Linked DNA regions of Mus musculus: region 2 is linked to region 1. Evidence: chromatin loops called from intact Hi-C (ENCODE). Cell type or tissue: left cerebral cortex. All regions are shown on one strand. Each heading gives the region's core, and the rest is flanking DNA. Links, peaks and the distances in the headings are about the cores only.

The links. Hi-C counts contacts between places; a loop is a spot of excess contacts. Peaks named below come from ENCODE experiments on the same cell type or tissue, not always from the same donor. Only the 100,000 strongest peaks of a DNase experiment are listed, where the experiment ranks them.
Region 2: a loop joins it to region 1, with 4 times the contacts of the local background. A loop is called at or near these places in 9 of 42 quality-filtered maps.

Annotation. Positions count from the first base shown.
Region 1 is chr1:133,488,074-133,500,244 of GRCm38, forward strand. No RefSeq gene overlaps it. Among named protein-coding and RNA genes, the nearest start is that of Sox13, 70 kb to the left of the region's middle. RefSeq lists an enhancer at 3,796-5,988. In left cerebral cortex, for the core only: a CTCF peak has its summit at 4,872 (motif pointing left); DNase peaks (open chromatin) are centred at 4,484, 4,881 and 5,363; H3K4me3 peaks cover 1,029 bases; H3K27ac peaks cover 1,381 bases.
Region 2 is chr1:133,416,914-133,429,084 of GRCm38, forward strand. Sox13 (SRY (sex determining region Y)-box 13) reads right to left here and starts at 7,299. Exons shown (of 14, transcript NM_011439.2): 1 at 6,963-7,299. In left cerebral cortex, for the core only: a CTCF peak has its summit at 5,252; DNase peaks (open chromatin) are centred at 5,997 and 7,444; H3K4me3 peaks cover 2,910 bases; H3K27ac peaks cover 2,150 bases.

The DNA of each region.
Region 1 (12,171 bases), core at 1,840-9,839:
CAACCACCACCAATGATCTAACACTTTTCAGCTATGCCTGACCTCATCAAGATGATGCTGCCTCCTACAAGCACCATGGGCTAGGGGCCAGAGCCCTTGGTGGTGGTGGAGAGCTGGGGAGAATGAGGTGGAGGAAGTGGGTAGGTTGGAATTAACAAAGCCAGAGACAAAATCATTCTCCATCTATGAATATGTGAAGTCCGAGATGTATAGGAGTCATTTGCATTCCCCAAAAGAAAAAAGTAAAATGAAGCAAAGACCCCAGCCATCCCAGGTGCATTCTGCTGGATGGTATGGTTCATGGGCAATTCTCTTTGGCTTGATGCTGCCTTTCAGACTGGACAGCGGTCTCCTCCACAGCTCAGCCAGGTAGGTCTACACTCCAGAAACACGACTGGGTAGCATCTCACTGCTAAGGGACCATTTAAAGCTTTAGACCAAGTCTATCTTGAAACTAGAGCAGTAGCTTCACCCTGGACATCAAGAAGGTAGCTCTGATGCCCTCTTTAATCTTTTACTTATTATTATTATTTATTTCTATGAATTTAAGTTTGTACCACATCCGTGTAGTGCCTGTGGAGGCCAGCAGAGTTGGATCCCCTAGGACTGGCATTTCTAACAGTTGGGAGCTTGCCATGTGGTGCTGGCAATCTAACCTGGGTCCTGTAGAAGAACAGTGCCTGTTTTTTTTTTTTTTTTTTTTTTTTTTTTTTTTTGGATTTTTGAGACAGGGTTTCTCTGTGTAGCCCTGGCTGTCCTGCAACTCACTCTGTAGACCAGGCTGGCCTCGAACTCAGAAATCCACCTGCCTCTGCACAGTGCCTGTTCTTAATAGCTGAACTGTGTTTCCAGCCTAGCCCTCTCCTCCTCCTCTTCCTCCTCCTCCTCTTCTTCTCCTCCTCCTCCTCCTCCTCCTCCTCCTCCTCCTCCTCCTCCTCCTCCTCCTCCAACTCCTCCTTCTCCTTCTTCTTTTTTCCCCCTTAAGACTAGACTTGTAGCTCAGGCTAGCCTTGAACTCACCACATAGTTGAGGTTAACCTCAGACTTCTTGTCTTTCTGTCTCCATCTCCTGAGCGTATGCCATCATGCCACCATGGCTTGTTTATGCAAGCCTAAGGGTAAAATCCAGGGCATCATGTACCCAGGGCCACATGAAGGCAAGCTCTCTTATCACCACACTAAATAGCCCAACCTGGTCTTGAACTCATGATCTTCCTGCCTCTGCTCCTAAACTGGAATTATAAACATGTGTTACTGTTCTTAAGTTTTTTGAATCGTCCCTTGTCTGAAGCACACCTTTAATCCCAACACTTGGGAGACAGAGACGGGCAGATCTTTATGACTTTGAGGCTAGCTTGGTCTACACAGTGAATTCCAGGATAACCAAGACTACAGAGTGAAACCCTATTTCAAAAACAAAAACAAAACAAAACAAAACAAAACAAAACAAAAATAACAACAAGAAAACACACTTGGCAAGCTTGCTAACACATGCCTTTAATTCCCTTACTCAGGAAGCAGAAACAGGAGGATCTCTGTGAGTTGGAGGCCAGCTTGGTCTATAAAATGAGTTCAGACATCCTGGGCTCTTGTTACACAGAAAAACCCTGTCTTGAAAAACCAAAAGGGGGCTAGAGAGATGGCTCAGAGATTAAGAGCACTGACTGTTCTTCCAGAGGTCCTGAGTTCAATTCCCAGCAACCATATGGTGGCTCACAACCATCTGTAATAGGATCTGATGCCTTCTTCTGTGTCTGAAGACAGCTACAGTATACTCATATAAATAAAATAAATGAATTTTTATAGAGAAGAAGAAGAAGGAGGAGGAGGAGGAGGAAGAGGAAGAGGAGGAGAAGGAGAAGAAGAAGAAGAAGAAGAGGAAAAAAGAAAATGTCTTTTTGTTAAAAAGAAAAGAAAAAAACAAAAGAAAATACACATTGAAGTATTCATTCATGAAGTAGCACCCTATTTCTTTGCACCAAAAACTGTAGCCAGTGGGGTGTGGGTGTGTACATAAGAGAGAGGAATGGGTTCAGTATCCGGAACCAAGGGGGAGGGACGGGTGCCTAAAATCTCTGTCAGCAAGCTATAGACCTAGAAAAGCAATGGTGTGGCTCTAGTTTTAGTCTCAAGGCCAGAGTAGCAGAAGAGACAAATCTGTGAAGTCAGGTCCAATGGTCAAAAGTTTGAGGACTGAGAACCAGTGAGTTAAAGTGCAAAGGCAGGTGATGCAGCCAGTATGGTGTGCTGGTGGGAGTTGGTGGGAGGACCCTAGTAGGAGGACCCTCCTTCTCAGTCCTTTGTTCTCTTCAAGTTTTTAGTCAGTGAGGTCCACTCCTGCAGTCACCGTCATTCAATCATGGTTTTTATTTCTGTTATTTGGTCTCTGTGTCCTTGGCAGGTACTTCATTGCCGACCACTCCCCCCAACCTTCCCTCAGCCTTCTAAGTGATGTGTTAATCTCTTCTAATAACACATCCAGAATAGTGTTTGACCAAGTGTTTAGGCACTTCCTGTCCCAGTCAAGTTGACAACACATTAAAAATCAACCATCAGCCGGGCATGGTTGCGCACATCTTTAATCCCAGCACTTGGGGGACAGAGGCGGGCGAATTTCTGAGCTCGAGTTCGAGGCCAGCCTGATCTACAGAGTGAGTGCCAGGACAGCCAGGGCTACACAGAGAAACCCTGTCTCAAAAAAACCAAACCAAACCAAACCAAAAACAAAACAAAACAAAACAAAAACAATCATCAGAGGCTCATACAAGGAGGTAAGTCCTAACAGGGTTTATCCTTCCACAGCACGCTTTGAGTGTAAAGATGCTCTGTGTGTGTGTGTGTGTGTGTGTGTGTGTGTGTGTGTGTGTGTGTCTGTATGTGTTAGTCAGATGACAAATAGAAGCGAATTGCTAGATTGCCACCCAGTACACAGGAATTATGTCACAGGAGAATCTTGCTAACATGTAAATCCCTTCCAGGAGTGGTGGCATAAACCTATATAGGCAGCATTCAGGGGACTGAGGCAGAGTAATGACAAGTTCGAGTCCAGCTGGGCTTCTTGGTGAGCTCTTGTCTTAGGGGTTGGTTTGGGAGCAGATGCAGGTAAGGCATTTCTGAGGAGCCTGTGGGTACCTTTTTCTCACAGGGAGAGGCTGGAGCTGAGAGCACAGACTCAGCATTCGAGCTACCAGCTAAGCTGAAGTTCTGGTTTCCTACCTACTGCAGTCCTGCCCCTCCTCCGTGAGTGCTCACTGTTTTAACACAAAGCCAGGTGCTGGCCAGCAGAGGCACAGGTGTCGTCTGCCTCCCAGGCACTAACACATTGACAAAGCTGGACCTTCTGATGGCAGAGCTTCATGACAGCCTTTGGTTTCTTAGGTTTTTATCAGTCCCTTCCCTTTTGTCTTTTCTTTCTTTCCCTGGTTGTCCGAGAACGCAGTGTGTATGCCAGACTGCCTTGAACTCACAGAGATCCACTTGCCTCTGCCTCCCAAGTGCTGGGATTAAAGGTGTGGCCCACTACACCCTGTTATCAGCGCCTTTCTCCATAGTTTGGTTGCAAGTTGTCGTAGGAAGCTAGAGACCTCAAAGGGGTTGAGCCACATAGAAAATGACCTGAATATGACAATATCCATAGCAGTTAGGTAACGTGAGGCTGCATTAAAGCCCACAGTGAAGCCATACATAATGAATCCCAAGAGACTTGTGTCACTCTCTTCATTGGCAGAGTAGCCATGAGAAAGGAGCGCCTGGGTCAGAATTCCAGGTCAGAGTTTCTGACCACAGAGAGGCTAACACAGTGGGATGTGACTTGGGCAGTCTTGAGCAAAGTCTGGCTGGTCTAGGAGGGGCCAGTATCCTACAACCATGCTTTCCTAAGACTAGAGTTGACTTTGCTGACCCCTTAGGTTTGCTATGGTGTAGCTGGGAAGAGAGGTTGGGAGCTCACAAGGCTAAGGGACAGAAGGGAAGGAAGCTGTGGGTGGGGATCACCGACAGGAGGAGGCAGCAGAGTGGCAGGGTGGGACCCCTTTCTGCTGAAGAGCCAGCAACAGTGAGGCCAAGAATGCCAAGTGGGTCTCTTTAAGGGTTCACTACTTTAGGTAATTGGGTTTCCCAAGTTCTACTTGCCCAGCCCTAATCTCCCACTCTCCATTGTCTTCCACTCTCCGTGGCCCTGGGCAGTCGGAGGGCAGGCGGAAGTGCTGCAAGAGACCCTCTTGGCTTGCTGCCTGGGTCTTCTCCAGCACACACACACACACACACACACACACAAAGCACACAGCCCCGATGGGGCCAGTGCCTTGGGCTTGCAGTGCCTTGGAGCTGGTAGGGCTGGAACTGGGGGAGGAGGAGGGAAGGAAGGAGAGAATCAAACAGAAACCTTCTCATCTTTCTATCAGCAGCCATGCAAGGAATATTGTTCAGCATGGCACAAAAGCGGCACTGAAAATAGCTGCAGCCAGAGCGGGGCTGCCAACCACTGCCTGAGATAACGTCTACTTGGAGACACTGGTGTCTTTGTGGGGCTGTCAGTGTCCCTATTGTTCCCAGAGCCTATTGCCTGGGGAATATTGTTCCCAGCTTTTGTCTCCCTGGTTCACTTTTGTTTGCCTTTACTTACCGTTTCATTCCGCGCCCCTTTGTGCCTCCCATTCCCTCCTTTGTCTGCCCTCTCTAAGCTGCCTGGGGCTGTGGATTGGTGCCCAGGGAGACAATAGGCCCGGCCCCCTCCCAGCCTGCAACCCCACCCCAGCCCAGCTCCTTTCTGCCTCTGTCTCTCCCTAGGGCACCCGAGATGTTCCAAAGGCGAGGCCTCCAGGGAGGGTGGGGTCCAGGCAGCCCACCCCCTACTGGGAACAGAAAGAACCACTCATGGGATATTCGGTTCCAGGGAAAGTCTGAAATGCCTGGCGGGGGCCCTCTCCCAGGATCGCCTATTTTCTTTTTCAAACAAAATAGGTTTTCAGAGCAGCGAAAGGAATAGAGCTCCCCCGCGCTCTTCCTCAGCCCGCTTTCAAGCGCCCCTTTCTGGCGACCAGGGCGCTCGTTTTTCTTGTGCCAGTCGCCCTGATCAAAGCCACTTGTGTTTATTTGCACATTGGAATCCTCCGGCCTCCTGTGACCCGACCCCGCAAGGCGAGCCGTAGGGAAGGGGCCGGGTCCCCCCAGGGTCAGAGGAGCTGGACTGGACGTTGAGTTGGGGGTGGGCAAGAGCAGAATAGCCCCTGGGACGAAGGGGATTTAGTAGGCAGCGGGGGCCACTTTAAGCCTGCGGGAGGCACGGCAGGTGTCCAGCTACAGCCCTGAGACTCAGAGGTTCAGCTAGAAGAAGAAAGGCTGCAGGCTGTGCCCCTAAGTGTGGGACCCTGCGCTCTGGCCAATGCTTTAACAGGAGACCAGCCAGGACTAGAGCCAGCCCCGCAGCCGGAGGCGACTCCGCCCTTTCATTGTTCCTGTCCCAAGGACAATGGGCAAAGCCTCTGGAGAGTCTTTGTTTCAGGAGATGGAAATTGGGTAGGGGATTTCCGGAAAGTCTGACTGGAAGCTAAGCTTGGCTGCTCAGAGCTCGGGGAGGAAGGGGAACAGGAAGGGGAGGGTGCAGTCTGGGGTTAGGGGAAGCTACTAGGAGAGGCCCAGAGGACAGCCAGGTCCTCTCAAATCCCAGACTGCTTTTGATTCCTGCTTTGTCCTGTGCCTACCTCACTTCGCCAGCCATGACTGGCAGGATTCTTAGACTCCAGCAAAAAAGAAGCCCGAAGTACCCGTGCCTACTTTGAAGGCAGGGGTGGAGTGGAATCTGGGTTGTAACCTTGGTGGCCAGTAAGAGTCCCAGTCGAACCAGGGAGGGCATGGTGGCTGGACTCTCCCTTGGCACTTCCAGGAGAGCCGTATACAAAAGTTTATACAGGAAACCCTAAAGCAGGGGGACATGGGAAGGATACAGGGACACATCAGAGGTCTTAAGTCCATTTCTGGGCCCTTCATCAGCTTCCCCACCCCACAACTCAAAATGGTGTGTGTCTTCAGACATGTGGGTGTGACACCCCCTGCCCAATCTGGCCTGTGTGTGAAACTACTGGGCATATACCCTTTGTCCCCTGCCCACACATCAGTGAAACCGGAGTTCCTCAGGGACAGACCCATTGTCCATAGGGCTCACTACAGGTGACCAGTGCTAGGACTCCATAGTCCAGGAAATGAAGAGTTGAGTTAACTGACAATCACTCCTGCCAAGTCTTCAATGGCATTTCAAGTTTGACATAGTCAATGATTTTGATGTTTAGTGTTTTATCCATTTTACAGCTACTGATTTGATCTCTGGAAATAGCCACTGGCCAAGAAAATCAAAGCATCTAACTAGAACAAAGTTGAGAAGTGGGAAGTGAGCTGGTAGTGGAGGCCACAGCGGGTCGGAAGCTCTGTTGTAAGGCAACATCTGGGGTGGGGAGCATGGCTCAGAGGTGGAAAGTAGTCCAGTGTGCACAAAGCTCTGGGCTCGGTCCCCAGCAGCGAATAAACCCTGGAAGCACACATCTATCATCCCAACACTTGGGAGGTAGAAGGAGGAGCATTAGGAGTTAAAGGTCATTTTTGGCTCCATCTCAAAGCCAACCTGGATTACATGAAACCTTGTCTCAAAGGTGGTGGGGAAGGCAGTATACTACTGGGCACGGTGATGGACTCTCTCTCTCTCTCTTTCACACACACACACACACACACACACACACACACACACACACACACACACACACACGAGAAGCCTAGGCAAGAAGATCATTGAATTCAAGACTAGCCTTGACCCTTGACTACATGCAGAGTGTGAGGTCAGCCTGTGCTATCTAGTGAGACCTTGTCTCAGTAACCACCAAAACCCAAATCCAGGGAACCTAGAAAGCAAAGGCAATGCTCAAGAGAACAAAGGTTTTTCTTACAGCTACAGAGGGCAAGTCCGATGTAAGTGGGAGAGGAAGAGTATCTTTTCCATGTGGAGAATGTGGATGGGTTTATGATTATTTGGAGCCTGAGCAGTCATTATGTGAGCAGAGGAACATGGAGTTGCAAAGTGTTGTATTAAGGAGGACCAAACAAAAATAAATGTATGAGTTCCATCATCTAAGGTCAAGTCATCGATCTCTAAAGTTGTTCTTTCTTTCTTTCTTTCTTTCTTTCTTTCTTTCTTTCTTTCTTTCTTTCTTTTTCTTCCTTCCTTCCTTCCTTCCTTCCTTCCTTCCTTCCTTCCTTTCATTCTTTCATTCTTTCTGTTTGTTTGAGACAGGGTTTCTCTGTGTATCCCTCCCTAGGTGTCCTGGAACTCATTCTGCAGACCAGGCTGACCTTAAACTCACAGATCCATTTGCCTCTGACTCCCAAGTGCTGGTATTAATCGTGTGGACCACCATGACCAGCAAATTATTTTTTCTTATGTGAAGTGGAAAAAAATGTATTAGATTAAACCTTTTAATTTGGTGTTTTCTTACGAATCCAACAATGCATTGCTACAATGGTGTATATTTATTGATAGGGGAACACATTTCTTTCTGTTTACTAAATTAGTAGGAAAAAGAAAAGGCTGTCCCATAATTTTCTAGAGCGAGTGGATATTCCTGTGAGTTGTGAAAGTGAGGTCATAGCTGAGCTTGGAGACAGAGACCCAAGAGAATGCACCAGCTGTGTGCCAAGGCATCATCTGAGGTGGCTGGAGAGTGCAGAAGAGGCCCAATCTTGGGTTTTATAAAACGATCAGGAGAGAAGGAATATGTTTGGTGAGTGTGTGGTAAGGTGTGGGGGAAGGGGGTGCCTCTTTGGGCCCTTGCTGAGGACATCCCTTCTCCATGAGGAACCAGCCACAGGATGGCATGGCATCGTATAGAATAGAGTTTATTCAGGGCATGGGGAGGGGAGTTGAGGGGGTAGAGACAGAGAAAGGAAAAGAGAGAGAGAGAAAGAGAGAATGGAGTTTGGCCATGAGTACATGGAGAGAGGGGGAAAGGGAGTGGGGAGAGAGGAAAAGCAGGAATGGGGAGGGAGGCAGAGCAGGAGCAAGAAGGCAAGAGAGAGAGGAGGGGGCAAGCAGCCCCTTTTATAGTGAGTCAGGCACACCTGGCTGTTGCCAGATGACTGTGGGGCAGAGCCTAGACAAAGTGCTAACAACTAGTATTCATTCTTTTCTCAGCTGCTTGGCAAAAGTACCCAGACATAAGCATATTGTAGAAAGGTTTATTCTGGCTCACAGTCTGAGGGCCATCATAGCAAGGAAGGGATGTTGGCAAGAGTTTGAGGAGGCTGGTCACATTGCATTGCACAGTCAGGAAGCAGAGACAGCAAAGCTGGAGGTCAGCTCCATCTCTGGCACCACGTCTGCCTGACTGTGACCATGCTTCCCACCATGATGGTAATGGATTGAACCTCGGAACTGTAAGCCATCCCCAGTGAAATGTTTTCCTTTATAAGAGTTGCTGTGGTCATGGTGTCTCTTCAAAGCAATAGAACACTGACTAAGGCAGATGATGTGCAGCTAACAGCCTGAGGCTCAAAGAGGGGTGAGGAGTAAGGAGACAGGACAACCAACAAACAAAGCCCTGGGAGCTTATCAATATCACAGAGAGTTAGGCCAGAGAGCCCTGGAGACTCTACTAGGACCCAACAGGCATCGGACTCTTGCAACATGATATAAAAAAATGGGTGATTCGCAACAGTACGGGTCATTCAAAATGGTCAACCTTCTTCACATCACGAAAGCTGAGATGCTGGCATAGCTGTCAAGCACAGAAAGGGAAAGGAACAACAGATTTGAAAATTCATAGCCACACTTGAAAACAAGAAAGGGAAGCCTTGAAATTATCAAAGAAGGAAGGCAGATTATTTGCCCAGATGATATAGTCACATTAAAATCAAACCTCATGCCGGGCAGTGGTGGTGCACACCTTTAATCCCAGCACTTAGGAGGCAGAGGCAGGCAGATTTCTGAGTTCAAGGCTAGCCTGGTCTACAAAGTGAGTTTCAGGACAGCCAGGGCTATACAGAGAAACCCTGTCTTGAAAAGAAAGAAAAAACAAAACAAAACAAAAAACCTCACATGGAATGTCAGGTACTCAAACCAATGGAATACAATACTAAAGTGCAGGAAAAAAAATTAATGGACGATTCTGTGCCTGAGTAAGAATCCAAAAATGATACCCGAAGACAGATAAGGATCCAGGAATATTACTATCCCCCGACTCCCATTGGAAGGGTTTGAACATTGGAAGGGGGAACTCCAAAGGAGAGAATGTGGGCTACAGAATGGGACAGAGGGTCCTGTCGGGGTGTGCTGTTATGAAGATAGTGCTGGGACAGGAAGATGCTCAGCCTGTGAAGCGCTTGGTGTGTAAGCTAGGACCTAAGTTCCATCCTTAGCACCCAGGAGAAAAGCCAAGCAAGAGAACACATGCTTGTAATCTCAATATCGGGGAAGCAGACACAGGCAGATTCCGGAGGTCCACTGGCCAGCTATTCTAACCTAATAGGTGAGCCTCAGGTTCCAGAGAGAGAGACCCTCTCTCAAATGAATGAATGAATGAATGTGGCTGGAGGTGGTGGCACATGCCTTTAATCCCAGTACTCAGGAGGCAGAGACAGGCAGATCTCTGAGAGTTCCAGACTAGCCAGGACTACACAGTGAGACCCTGTCTCAAACAAACAAAATAGTCAAAGGAGATGGCTCCCAAGGAATAACACCCAGGGTTGGTTTCTAGCCTCTGCTTGCACACACATGTCCCTATACACACACACATGTGCATAAGAACTCAAATGAAAACGCAAGAAATACTGGGCTATGGTGTGTGGCTCAGTGGTAGAGTTCTTGCTTAGCATGTGCAAGTCCCAGAGATGCATCATCAATACAAAATAGATAGATAGATAGATAGATAGATAGATAGATAGATAGATAGATAGATAGATAGAAGTCCCACAGGAAGCTGAGCTTCCTGATGGGCTTCAGGCTGCCCAGGGCTCTGCTTTGTAGCTTTTCTTTCTTTAAAACCATAAGCAGAAACAGAGATTTCTATTGGGAAGAGGTTGTTTCCCAGTAAAGCTAAGCATCTGGTAGGAAGCTACAAAAGTCTTTTGCCCTCCAAACAAGTCAGGGGGCCGCCCGCAATTAGGGACACTTGTCTTCCAAGCCAGAAGCAATAGGAGAGGTGATGTAATTCTCTGAGGGACAGGAATCACTCTGGACAGTAATCTGATCTGCCCCAGTAGGCAAGGGACTAGAAAGAGTGGCAGCTAATAGCTGCTAATTCTGGTGAGGAGAAATATATGGCATTATGTTCTCAAAGCAAAAACAAAAAAGTGGTGGTGGGGAATGATAGGCTCACTTCATCCTGCTGTTTGAAGTTGAGCATACATTTTTTGCATTTGCTCAGAAGGGCTGATAAACCTCTTCATTGCTTGTTGTAATTGCATCAATCTGATATGGCTAATGCATGAGACCAATGAAGGAGAAGATAGAATTTTGGGGGCTACTGGGATGAAACAAGACACATTCACCATGGAACACAGCTGTCTCGTGCCTCACTGTGTGTGACTACGGTAGAATGTCATGCAACTTGGTGGAAAACTTCACCTTTCAAATGAAATATTGCCAAACAATACTGAGAGCATGAAGGCCGAGTGTGGCCTAGAAGTTGCCATGTAGACCAGGCTGGCCTGGGACCCACAAGGCTCACTCACTTCTGCCTCCTCATCGCTGAGAGTAGAAGCACATGTCACCATACTCTAGTTGGTTTTGTCTTTAAAAAAATTACACTTTGTTTTTTGTGCACATGAATGTATATGGGTCTGGGTGTGCATGCCACAGGGTACATGTGGAGATCAGAAGATAACTCGTGGGGATTTGTTTCTCCTCTCACAATCTGGGCTCCAGGGTTCAAATTCTGGTTGTCAGGCTCAGAAGCAAGTCCTTTACTTACTCCACCACCTAACCAATCAGGTTTTCTCTTTTTAAAACCTACCCTTTATAGCTAGGTATGTGGTTTATGCCTATAATCCCAGCATTTGAGAGTTTGAGTCAGAAAGATTGAACTTTAGGCTAATTTGGGCTACATACATAGTGATAATTATTTGTTGCGTAGCAATTCCTCAAAACTAAAACATTCCATCCTAGAGAGAGGTTCTGTAATTCTCAGGAAGTAAAGTGAACTTATAAGGTTCAGTCAGGAAGCAAACTCAGAAGTCCCAGGAAGTTCCTGAAACTTAAAAGATTCTCAAGCACCCCTCCTCCACCCAAACTCTACTCTATGGTTATATGAGTATTAAGGACAGCTCAGGAGAGGTGGTGTTGACCAGCCAAGCTGTCAGCAAGCTCTACAGAGGAACTCTGGGAATGCAGCTTTCATAAGTCATCACACATGCTCAAAAAGGTTTTCCAATGATGGAACTGCCTTTGAGTCATACATGATCCAGTGAGTAATTTCTTACCCATCCTTCTATAAGTCACCCAGATCAATAATTTGGTTCACCTATTTAAAGTTGGGTGGAATTTGTATTTAATTTGTCACTGTGTCTGATCTTGTGTGAGTCAGATGTCTATTCACAGTTGCCCCAGGAAAAGTCAAACAAACTGTACTCCCTCTGCAGGCAGTGGACAGAGAAGGAGAAAGGACCTGCCTTGGGGAGGATGAGGCTAGCCTGCTGCAAGAGCTCCTTTAGTCAGGTACTTGTCAGCCACCAGTTTCCTGTCTCTCTGGGCAGCACTGACTTCCAAAAATGTTCTGAAATACTTCTCAGAAATTTCCTTTTGGATGTACTTACTGTGAATTGATTTCTCATTTACTATCACAATAACTAGCCAGAAAAAGTGGCATCCAGAAATAAGGTATAGATCTACTACCCTGCTGAGATCCAAGTTCTTGGCCAGAACAGGGAAGAACACCTAAGTTCATTGACTTTGCCGCAACTCTGAGCTCTTGACTCTCGAGTTGGTGGTGTAGCTCAGTAGTAGAGAGCTTGCCTGCTATGCACAAGGCCCTGAGTTCAATCCCTGCACTTTCCTACTCTTTCTCTTCTTCCTTACTCTTCTATTCCTCGTGCCCCCTTTGGTGCCCCGAGTGCCTTCCATACCCTCATTCTATGCAACAATCTTTGTTTCTTCACTGGTAAAATAGAAACAACAGAAAAGACACCCCCACC
Region 2 (12,171 bases), core at 2,591-10,590, 70 kb before region 1:
CCACTCACCTTGAGTTGGACACTCATTTCAACAGTCCTCAGGCAGACAGCAGTCAATCCATGCCTTGTTTCTCACATACCAAAGAGAAGGGAAGAGAAACTGCTGCTGTTTCCTACTACACACTAAGATACAACATAGAGCCCTTCCCTCTGTCTCCTGTCTCCTGCACCCCATGGGATGAGCAGTAGGGGAGAGTACTATTGGCTAGGGAACATATTGAACCTACAGAAAAGACCTCTCTCCCGTTACCCCTACTGGGGGGCCTGCTGGGCTCCACAACGCTATCTTGCTGAATTGCAGAAGACAGGAGCAGAGAGCAAGAGGGTGCCTGCTGCCTGGCCCTCCCCAGTAGACAGGTGAAACCCCAATTGGACTCTCCTCCACCTCACCTCCCCAAAGGGCTCTTCTCTGATCTGTTCTTTCCCTTCCAGTCACTCTTCCCTTCCCTTGAGGATATTGCTCTGATATCCTCAGGGTCTCCCTGGAGCTCTCAGATGCCCCACCTGGCCCAGGCCCTGTGAATAGACATAAAACTCCCCACTTACTCCACCCAGACAAATGAGCCCCTTGACTTCAAAACGTCCTAGCCTTGTCCCACCCAACACCCAGCCTGCTCCCAGAGCCCCACTGTACCTTCACACAAGGCTTCCTGCCAGCCTCTTAACCTTCCTTCCCCACCCCACCCCACCCCTCAAGACACAGGCTGAGAACCCAGGCCTCCCTGGGTTGGTAGAATGACTTCAGACTTCTTCAGTAGAGCTCTGAGGAGGGAGGGGTGGTTTGGCCCACAGAAAACTTGCAGGGAGAGCCAGATCCCTCTGGTCTAATCAAACTGCACCAAGGCCAAAGCTATAAGGCTGGCAAGTCCCTGACTACACCTCAGTCAGTACTGTTGAGTGTTTCAGGGGCCCCTGGGCTGTTACAAAGTGGTCTGGCCCAGCCTCAAAGGCCCCTTGTCCTGTGATGGTCACCCGCCTGGCAGGAAGCCCCTTTCAGCACCCAACTCCTCCAGGTCTCTCATGGAATGGTCCATTCCTTTCTGTCTCACCGGCAAATTGCAATATATCTTAAATCCTTTCATTCTGATTTTTAAAAAAGTAACTACACTTCTAATGCTACTTTTAGACACTGTGGCTCAGTGCTATGCCTAGCATGGTCAAGCAAGGCACTGGGGTCCTTCCCCAGCACAGAAAAAAAGATAAAATGAACCACAACTTTAAAAAAAAGGAAGAAGTCAGCAATGGCCGCGGGCCTCAGAAGGGCCACCGGGATACTGGGGCTTCCCGCTCTCCCTGCGGTGCCCCGGGCCTATCGGGACAAAGGGAGCCCCCACATCAGCTGCCCCCTTCACTGGTCACACCTGGACCCCAAGGCACCTGCCTCGACCCAACTCCGCGCAGGCGCCGACCCCTTGTCCTCTCGAGGGGCGGGGCGGCCCACAGGAACCGGTTCTCCGCCCGGCCGGTTCCGCAGGCAGGAGGCGGGGTGCTAGGAGGACAGGCCGGCCGCCTTGGGGCGGGTCCCCAGGGAGCCAGGCCTGGCGGGGACTCCAGACCCAAACACCAGGGGCCAGGCGCCAGCGGAGAGCCCTGGACTGCCCCTTCCCTTTCTTCTTTCAAGCCAGAACACTGAAACCTTACCTAGGACCTGTCCTTACAAAGCACGGGAGAGGGGCAACGTAGAGGGAGAGCCCAATGCTCCTTTCCAATCCCTGCCCCATCCCCACGGGCAGTTTACCAGGCTTACTGCTAAGGCCAGTGGGAGTGGGATGTGGGTTTCTCTCTGTGGTTCCCAATGCCAGGTTTGCAGCTTCTCAGAGACCAGAAGGGCCTAGCTGGATAATATGACTTAGGAAAAAGGCAGCAGACATTGTCCCCACTTCTCCCTAGTCTTGTATCCCATAAGCTTCTGCCCCTTCAGTATCTGGAACTCTTCTAACTGGTCTGGTACCAGGCCACACACTACATAGCTTTAGCTGTGGCTGGCTTTTGAATGGAAGCAGGGAAAGGAGCCACTTCCTCCCCTCCTGCCCTCCTGCCCTCGCAGCCTATAGGTCTGATTACAACCTAGCACTTTCTCTGGGACTTGGGGTCCTTGACAGTATCACAGCCCGACAGTCCTAGGGGTCCCCAAGCCAACCCAAAGCCACCAAAGCAGAGAGGTCTTCTTAAAACTGGGAAAGCCTCGTACCAAGCCTGGGTCATGAGGGCCAGAAGTCCAGAGGAACAGGGTCTCGTTGGCATAGAACAGGGTCATGTAGGATGCATCTGTATTGTAAGAAAGCATGGTGATACACATCCCCTTCAGGGACAGTGGCAGAGGGTGGAGGTGGCCTTGCCCAAATGGCAAATAATGAATCTCTAAGATAGGTCTTTGGGAGCACGAAGGTCAACAGAGAAGGAGCAGCATTCAGATCATGCCTGCTGCCTGCATCAGGGAGACTGTAGGTGCTAGTTCTTCATCTGGTGACAGGAGTTCTGACAGCAACCCAGGGCATTTTAGGAAGGGGACTAGCAAAGGGTAGGAATGGCAGCAAGTGCAGGCAGAAACAGGCCCTCCTAAGCAAAAGGAAAATAACTCCCATTCAAGGTGGCAGCCCTCCCTGCACAGAGGCCTTTGCAAACACTCAGCTTCACCCATCAATGTACTGAGGAGAGGGGTGCAGGACAGGGGTGTGGATTCCCCTTACCACGGCATTAGCTTCCTGAAAGCACACCTAAGGTAGCTCAAGAAAGGCCACCCCAAACCTCCAGAGAAAACCTTAGTGTGTGAGCCCTCAAGGGCAAGACCCATGGGTGTCCAGGAGGAGCACATGCAGCTACCAACAGCTACCTAGCAGCCTTACAGCCCAGGGGCCTCAGCAGCTCTAAGAGACAGATCTTCTCTGGGCCGTTGTCTCACCTCATGGACCAGAAACAGGACATCTGCTCTACCTAAGTCCTTCTCATACGACACACAGTTCCCAAATCTGTTTTTATTTGTTTGTTTCTTTGTTTCTTTGTTTATAAAGCAAAAAGACCCTGTTGGGCTACTTCCCATGTGCAAATAAGGCTGCAGGGTGGACCTGAGGTTGGCAACATCTCTTCATGATTCCTGGTCCTGGTGCTTCTGAATTATACACACACACACACCCCTCCCCTCTGGTTTCTCCTGAACTCCACATGTTCCATGCTCCCCTCCCTACAAGTATGTCTCCATGTGGACATATGTAAAGTGGAGGCCATCTCTTTCTTTGACCTCCACACAAATACAGTGCCACAAGTCCCTACCACTAACACACAAACACTAAATAAATAAGTGTAATTAAAAATTTTTAAACAAACATAAAAAACCTTCTACATGTACACATCTAACTGCACCAGATTGTATCATACATGTATCAGTGTGTGGACACATATCAGCTTTTCCTGTACTTTCTCCAGGTTTTAAGGTGTTCTGTTAAAAGTATTTTGGGGGTTGGGGCATTGTTGATATGTGTGCACATGTACTAAATTTACAAAGAACAAAATAAACAACAAAAAAACACAATCTCTCCTCCCTCAGCCATCATTTCCTGCCCTGGGGCAATCGGGATCACTTTCTTTGGTATCAAATCATCTTAAAAAAATCATAAATCACTCTACTCTCCAACGGCTTCCTGTGGAGCTGACAGTAAAATGCAGCCCACCCCAACCCCCAGTCACTCTACCAGGTGCCACCAGCCAGGCTCTGACCCTCCTGATCCTACAGGCTCTTTTCCAACCACCAAGCCGCATACTTGGTTCTGACCTGGGAGGAGGAGAGCATCTGCTGGTGCCTCAGCCTGGAATGCTCCTCTTCCCAGCTGTGTGCAGCTGGATCCTTCTGTCTTCAGGCCTATGCTATCCTGAGTTCTTCCCAGGGCAGTCTTCACTGGCCTCCCAACAAGTCCTCTGCCCTGTGCTCTACCTCCCCACATTGGGTATTTTTTCTCATGGTCTGGTACTCTAATGGTCGGGACCCCCATTAGAAAGCAGCCGCTCTACAACAGGTAGGCAATCCACTTGTCCACCTACTATCACACTGTCTAGCCCAGGCCCGGCAGGAGATTGGCATATTCCTTCCACAAGTTTCTGTTAAGGAATGAAGCAGATGTTTTAAACTTTGCATCTGCAAACCGCCTACTTGCAGGACCTTCCCAACACCAAGTTTTCCCACACTGGCCACCCACCCCCAGCCCCCATGCCTGGTAAGGGTCAGAAGGTCAGGGAAGGAAGAAAGGGGTGCCCCTGGATCTCCCCTCCCTGTGCTATGCCGCAATAAAGACAAGAACCTGTGTCTCCCCTACATTCCGAGTAGCCTCTCCAACTGTCACTGTAAAGTTGGAGGTGACAGCTCTCATTTATCTAAGTCTCAGATGCAGTATGCTTGGCAGCCAGGCTAGCTAGGCTAGGTTCTCAAGTGAGCCCCAGCAACAGGAAACAGATCCTACCCTGGGAACAGAACCCTCTAGGGCAGGCAGTCTGCCTGGCCCACCTGACTTCCCCTGAGCCCCAGACACCTGGGATCCTCTTAGTGAAAATCCACCCAGTTCTCTGAGACACAAATGCACATCCAATCCTGGGTCTGCAGCACAGACCAGGGTGTCCAGGGAATACCCTTTCAAAGACATTTCCTTCCTGGGGCTGTTTCCAGGGAGAATGCTACATGGTGTGAAGATTAATTTTTAAGAGGAAAGAAGGAAGGGAAGAAGGAAGGAAAAAAGTACTCAAAAAGGTTGAAGCAGGTAAGTAACAAGAAGGTAAGTTTGGGTAGATCAGAATCCAGAAGAGGTAGGAAGGAGAGTGAGGTCACTTCCTCCCCATAAGTGATAATTACTAAAATCGATCAAACGGACACAATCACAAAGATTGTGGGCTCTATACACGGTCCTTTAAATTATAATGGCCCAGGTTGGAGATACTGCTCCGTGGTAGTCACTTCCCCAGTATGAACTAGGCCCTGGGCTTGATAATACTGTTATTACAGTAAGGACAATAGCTAGCTGGGCATGGTGTCTGTGCCTTTAATCCCAGCACTCAGGAGACAGAGGCAGAAGAATCTGAGTTCGAGGCCAGCCTGGTCTACAAAACAAGTCCCAGAGCGGCCAGAGCTACGCAGAGACCCTGTATTGGAAAACAAACTAATAGTAACAACAATAATAGACGTAAATATGATTAGTAATAAGAAACAACAGCTAACTTCCCAAATGCACACACTGAATACAGTACCCAAGATTTCCTGCATGTTGAGCTAGAGCTCTTCCACTAAGTTACATCCCGACAACAAAAGCTAACAGTTGCCGAGCATTTATTTACTTTGTGCCGCATGGCGCTGAGATTGCCTTTAGACTTTTCATCCTTAAGACCACCCCCACGAGGTGGCCACTGTCAGAATTTAACCTCACTATACAGATAAGTAACCTGAGCAAGGGAGGTGGGTCAAATTGCCTTCGGTGGCACCACCAGCGGCTGCACTACTGTACAACTCCAGCTTAGCTTCCTGGTTCTAACTACAAGGCTATCTGGCGTTCCGTGGTACAGGCCTTCCAAACCAGCATCCTTCAAACCATCAACATACACCAGCTTCAAAGATAGAAGCACAGATCCGCCCTTTTTTTAAACTGAGAAAGTACAGGCGATGTTTGGACATCGCCAGGATCAAGCGACCCATCTCGGTCAAGAACAAGACCCAAGTGTGTTGAATCTAGCACACAGTGAGGGACTTCCTACCGCATCAAGAAGTTGGAAACAGGGTCTCTGGGAACCTTGCTCGGAGTGGCAGCATCACTGACTGACTGCCTTAGGTCAGACCCCTCTGCCAGCGCCAGCGCTAAGGCGCCGGGCCCGGAAATTCCCACAGAGCTAAAGCAAACTTCCCAGGAAAACTCCTCAGTTTCCTCTAAGCTCTTGTCACGGAGATGCTGCCAAGAGCGCCAGCTGCTGGGGACCCTCCCAGGCTAGAGCCACCGCTCAAGCGCCCGGGGTCCTCCCGGAATGATCCAAGGCTGAAGTTCAAAATTCACGTCCAGCCCAAGCCGGACCCCCGGCCTCGCCAAGGACTCTGGGACAGCTCCCACTCTCCGTGCCTTTCCCCCCCCAGCTTCAAGTAATGAGGCACCTCCTGCCAGGACATGTAGGTTGGTTGCGGGGAGATCCCGCGGGCGACCCTAGAGCTCCTGGGGAATCTGAGCAGCCGCAGCTGGCGCGTGCAAACACACGCACGCACACACACACACACTCGCGTGAGTGTGTGTTTACGTACCGAACGTGGGATGGGAAAACAATGGCGAACCGCTGGGACTACGCGACCACCCCCCACCCCCATCCCATCAGTCCTGTGATCAATTTATTTCTACAGTGAAAGGGGCTGAAAGGCGCTTCTCCGACACTCCACCGTGGGACGCAGGGGTGGCAAGGGGCAGGCTGGAGTGAAGAGCAGCAAGGGCTGAAAAAATGGGAGGCGGCGCCCGGCTGGTCCGCGGGGAATGAACCGGAGCCGTGGGAAGGGCGCGCGCTGAACCCCGGCTGCCCAATGCACCCCGGGACCGGAGCTCCGCGTTGCGGGTACCCGAGCCCCACGTGGGGCTCGCACGGGGACATCTAAGCTCAGGCTGGGAGTGCTTAAACTGGGAGCGTTGGTCAGGCTGGGGCGAAAGACCTAAGGCCGGCGGGTCGCAAAGGGCGGGCGGGTAGAGGACCCCCGAAGCCCGGCTCGCGTGGCGCGCGCACGCCACCCCCAACGGCCTGTAGCCACTGCCCTCCAAAAGGACGCGGGATCAGCGCGGCGCCACCGGCCGGCGTTGTGAGGGGTCTGGTAGGATCGGCTCCGCCTGGCAAAAACTTTGCCCAAGATGGAAAGTCGCGCGGCAGAGAGCCAGCGTGTCCCTAGGAACGCGGGGGCGCGCGTGTCAAACTTCGCGAGGCTGGGGTGATGGGGCGCGCGGCGCGAAGGGGCGCACTTACTAATCGGTCGGGCGCGGGCCCGGGGTCGCAACTCCGCGCTCCGGCTTCTGCTCAGTGCGTCCCGGCAGCCAGCAGCCTGGCCTTCCCGCTCACATGCCCCGGCAACGCGGCGGGCAGCGGGCCGGGGCGGCGCGGCCGGGCGGAGGCACGCCCCCCGCCGTGGGCTGGAAGCGCTCAGGACCCGCGGCCCGCCGGGCTCCGCTGGCCACGGTCGCCGAGCTGAGGACGGGTCGGGCGGCGCCCTCCTCCGAGCCAGGCCGCTCGGCACTCTGCCCTCTGCCCCCGGCTGGCCGCCGCCGTGTTCCCTTCCGCAGTCCGGCTCCCGGACTCGCGGCCGCTGCGCCCGCCAGGCCGGCGGGCAGTGCGCTCTGCTCCTCCGCGCAGCTCCGAGCCCGCTGGGTCCAAAGCCAGGGCCTCCGAAGCTGAGCGCGCCGCCTCGGCCTTCGACCTCCGCCGGCCGCTCCGGAGCTCGGCTTCCAGGAGCCGCGCTCGTACACTTCAGTTCCCAGGCGGGACTGGAGCAGGGCGCTCGCCGCTCGCTTCTGCGAAAGCCACTCCGACAGCCTCCGAGGAGAAAGAGGGAGGGAGGGAGGGAGGGCGCGAGCGGGCGGGGGAGGAGGGAGGGTGTGGAGATGGAGGAGGGAGGGACAGAGCTTCCTCCTCCTCCTCCTCCTCCTCCTCCTCCTCCTCCTCCTCCTCCTCCTCCTCCTCCTCCTCCTCCTCCTCCTCCTCCTCCCAGCAGCTGGTCCAGCCAGGCCTCAACAGCTGGAGACCTGTGCTGGGAAGGGGACAGCAGAGGTTCTCCAGAGTGAGACCTGTGGAGATGTAGTGACCCACTGGATAGAGAAAATAGGGGGAGGAAGGTGAATTCTGCCTAGTCCCCTCGACCCAGGTTTGAGAGTTACTATGGGGAATTTTCATTCCTTTTAACAAGTCCAGTTCACAGCCTCCTCCAGAGACCCGAGATTGAACTTTATTTTTCTCACTGGTAAATCAGACTGGCCTCGAACTCACAGAAACCTGCTTGGCTCTGCCTCCAGGGTGCTAGGATTAAAGGCATGCTCCTTGAGAACTGCCCTTGGAGCTGGGAGTGGCTCATGCCTATAATACCTGGGAAGCTGAGGCAGGAGGATCTCAATTTGAAACCAACCTGAGGGCAAGGAGAGACCTGCTTTGATGCGATCAGATCTCTGACAGCTTCCTAATGTCTAGCCACTCCCTAGCCCTGTCCTTTTTAGAATTTCTCCAACAAGTCCTTCCTTTCTTCCTGCCCCGTTTAGGAGGAAGGTTTGTTTGAAGAAGGGTTTCTCCTCATTCGGCCCATCTATTAAATGTCTACACCAAACCTGACCCAAGCAGATGCCAGGGATCACCAAGATGAATGACACAGTGGCAGCCCTTTCTGGATTCCCATGTTGTGAAGACTCTAATTCTACAAAGTGCTAGAGCCATAGGGTCTACCAAGGATGCTAAGCTATGGGGACTTGGATCAGAGTCTCCTTAGAAAGGCCACAGTTTGAAGTACGTCTTGAAGACCTGTGGGAGCAGGGCTGGTTGAAGGAACGCCCATTGTGGGACTGTATGACCCTCTCCCTCTCGAGTGGTGGCCAAGCAGGAAGCTTCCACAGGATGCATGCATTTCATCAGTCCCTGCTTCCCTGCCTGGGTGACAACTCTTCCATAGTCTTCTGTCTTTTGGGTCTCTGTCTGGTACCAGCTTCTCAGGCAATCTTTGAGGATCAAATCATGGCCAGGAGCTCCATCCATGGGCTCTGAGAACCCCACAGGTCATTTGCCTGTCTACACTGTGACATTGAGATGGTAAACTCTTTGGGACAGGGAGGGATGTGCCTCTTGTTCATGGTTAGATCCTATGTGTCTAGATGGGACTTGGCAAAGAGGAGGCCCATAATACATTCGTGTTTATCAGTTAGCTCTTTACAAAGAAAGGGGTTCTAAGCAGGGCTCTGGTGCAATCAGTGTAGCTGAGGTACAGAGGTTGGCCAATGAGGAGCTTCAGAAGGAAGGATGAAGACCTGAGCCAAGGTAGGGCTAGAGTGTGGGAAAGCAGATGGGAAAGGCCAATGGTAACTGTTGAGGGTATGGTTTTAGGGAGACTGGGTGGGATCATTTCAGAAGCCAGGAAAGAATTATCCAAGGGCCACCTTCTTTCTCTCCTCCCAGACAGCATGTCTGTGCACCCATATCTTGTGGTTTCCCTCTGGCCCCTGGTCAGCTTCAGTGGTGCACTTCTCTGTGGGCCCCTCCCTGTCCCTGCCATTAGCTACAGCAGATGGAGACAGACAAGAATGGAGTTTGAACTGGGTGTGCAGTTACTCTCCTTTAACCCCAGCCTCAGGAAGCAGAGGCAGGTAGATCTCTATGAGTTTGGAAGTAGCCTGATCTACATAGTGAGACACTGTCATCATCATCATCAACAATAATAACAGCATAATAAGTTAAGACAAAATAAAAACCTTGGCATCTCTAAAAACAACAACAGGGAGCCTAGAAGTGCATGCTCCTGTCTCCATCACTCACCGCCTGGCAGTTCATTTCTAACACAGCCCTCCCAGTCACTGCCACCAAATTAAGCTATGAAGTGTCTGCTGCTGACATGGCACTGTTTTCCCATAAAATGTCTGGTGCCACCTTACTGACTTTGTGGCACCAGTATCCTTGGCATCATTTTAGATGTGGGGGGTGGGCAGCTAGAGACAGTAAGTGGAGGGAGGAAACTAATGAAGGATGCTAGGTCTTTCTTATGACCACACCATCAAATGTATACCTCTAATATCAAATGCATACCTTGTAATACTCATTCTGCACCCCCACACTCCAGAATATTCTCCAGCCTTGCAGCATGTTCTTTCTCAGCCTCCCTTGTTTATGTCTTCCCTAAGCACCATCTCGAGGGGCCTGTTCTTCTGAGGTGTTCTCCCATGCCCCACTTTCCTGCCTGTCTACCTTCTATCCTAAGATGAAAAAAAAATATTTTGAGACAAGGGCTCATATAGCCCAGGTTATCCCCAAACTCTATAGGCCGAACTTGAATTTCTGGAACTCCTGCTTCTGCCTCCCAAGTGCTGAGATTAGAAGAGGATCACAACATGGGAAGGTTTGTGCGGGGCTGGGGATGGAAACTAGGTTCCTCCTGCATGCTATTGCAGCACTCTACCAACTGAGCCACACCTCCAGCCCCCCAAGACAAAATTTTATCTGTTTTCAAAATGTTGAGTACTGTTATTGGGTCCAAACTCAAACACCAGGTCAATCCACGTGACAAAAATGAATTGAAATCAAGCCACTACTGACTCGGGGAGCTGAACTGTGACCCTGAGCCACAATGCTTCAGAGCTTTTTAAGCCTGAAAACCCACAAACATCTGAGCAGAGTTACAGTTACGTTTTTCAACCAATGAGGATTTAGGGATGGAGTTTTCTTTATGTGATTGGTCTGTGTCAACCAATGCAGAATGTAGGTTTTACAGTTCAACCAATTAAGTCTGTTTGTTCTTTTGTAGTTAGGAGCAGTCATTATGTTTGGGGGAGTAAAAGATGAATAATGGAAAGTGGTCAGCTATTAGAAAGTCCTCAGCTTTCCTAGGGCCTGGGAACTTTAACTTAGTTTCACTGTATGATTAAAATGGAGTCTAAAAACAAAATGGCAGTGCTTAGGACAAGTTCCTTTCACTCATTCCCGACATTACAATGTATCAATGACTCACCTAACCTCTCCACACCACCTGTGATTAAACGGTTTAGAAGCTTTTGTGTGCTAGGCAAGCAAAAGTTGCCCTTACTTAACTATATTCCTTTTTTGTATTTGTTTTTAATTTTGAGACAAAGTCACACTAAGTTACCCAGGCTGGCCTTGAATGCATGACTCTTTTCCCTCATAATCAGAGTAACTAGGATTACTAACTCCTCCTAGGACAATCTCTCTCTCTCTCTCTCTCTCTCTCTCTCTCTCACACACACACACACACACACACACACACACACACACACACACCACGGGGAAGAGAGAGAGAGAGAGAGAGAGAGAGAGAGACTGACTCTACCACCACCACAGACCTATTATATTTGGGTTATCTAGAATCACAGAAGTTATGGAATGCCTCTATATATTAAAGGAAATTATTGGAATGACTTACAGGCTTCAGTCCAACTAACACAACAATGGTCAGCTGTGAATGGGAAGTCCAAGAATCTAGTACTTGCTCAGTCCCACAAGTCTACGTGTTTCAGCTGGTCTTCTGTAAAAGCTGGAATCCTGAAGAAGTAGGTTCCAACAGATGTGCTGGCAGTAAGTGCAAGCAGGCAAAGAAAAATGAACCCTTCATTTTTTAAAATTGTTCTTATGTAGGCTCCCAGCAGAAGATATGGCCCATAAAAAGTGTGTACCACCACACTTGGATTTGGAACTTGATATCCCAGGCTGGCCTTGAACTCAAATCTGTTTGCCTCTGTCTCCTGGGATTAAAGGTGTATATTACATTACCTGAGCCTAAGCTTTTCATAGCCACTATGCCTCATGATCTGGATCAAAAGTATGTGTCATTCCATGTCAAGATCTGGATCACATGTATGCCCTCCATTTCTGAATTATAGTTCATTCTAGATGTAGTAAAGTTGACAATAGCCACCACACCAACTAATGGTACCACAGCCCACCCAGTGTGATTCAAGGCAAATACCTAACCACCATCCTGCCTTCTTCCTGTCTTCCCATCTCACAGATTTAGTGAGTGGCATTGTTCTTCCTCCAAAAACCTATCCCAGCCCATCCATTTCTCTGTTATCACCTTCCCATCCTAGCAGGGATAAACCAGCAGTCTCCCTGCTTCTGCGGCCACCTGCTTACCTCCACTTGACTTTGATATTTGTCCCAGAAGATAACACTCAAACTGGTAAGTAACTTCATTATTTGCTTCGGTAAGTTTTTGAAAATAATTGACCTGAAAATTGACTGTATAAAATGTCACCTTTTTCAATAATTGTTTTACTATGAAAACTGACTTAATCTCCCCTTCTCACGCCTTCTATTCCTTCCTTCTTTCTTTCCTTCTTCCTTCCTTCCTTTCTTCCTTTCTTTCTTTCTTTCTTTCTCTCTCTCTCTCTCTCTCTCTCTCTCTCTCTCTCTCTCTCTCTCTCCTTATTTCTTTATTTTTGAGAGAGGATATTTCTATGGACTCCTGGAGTTTGCT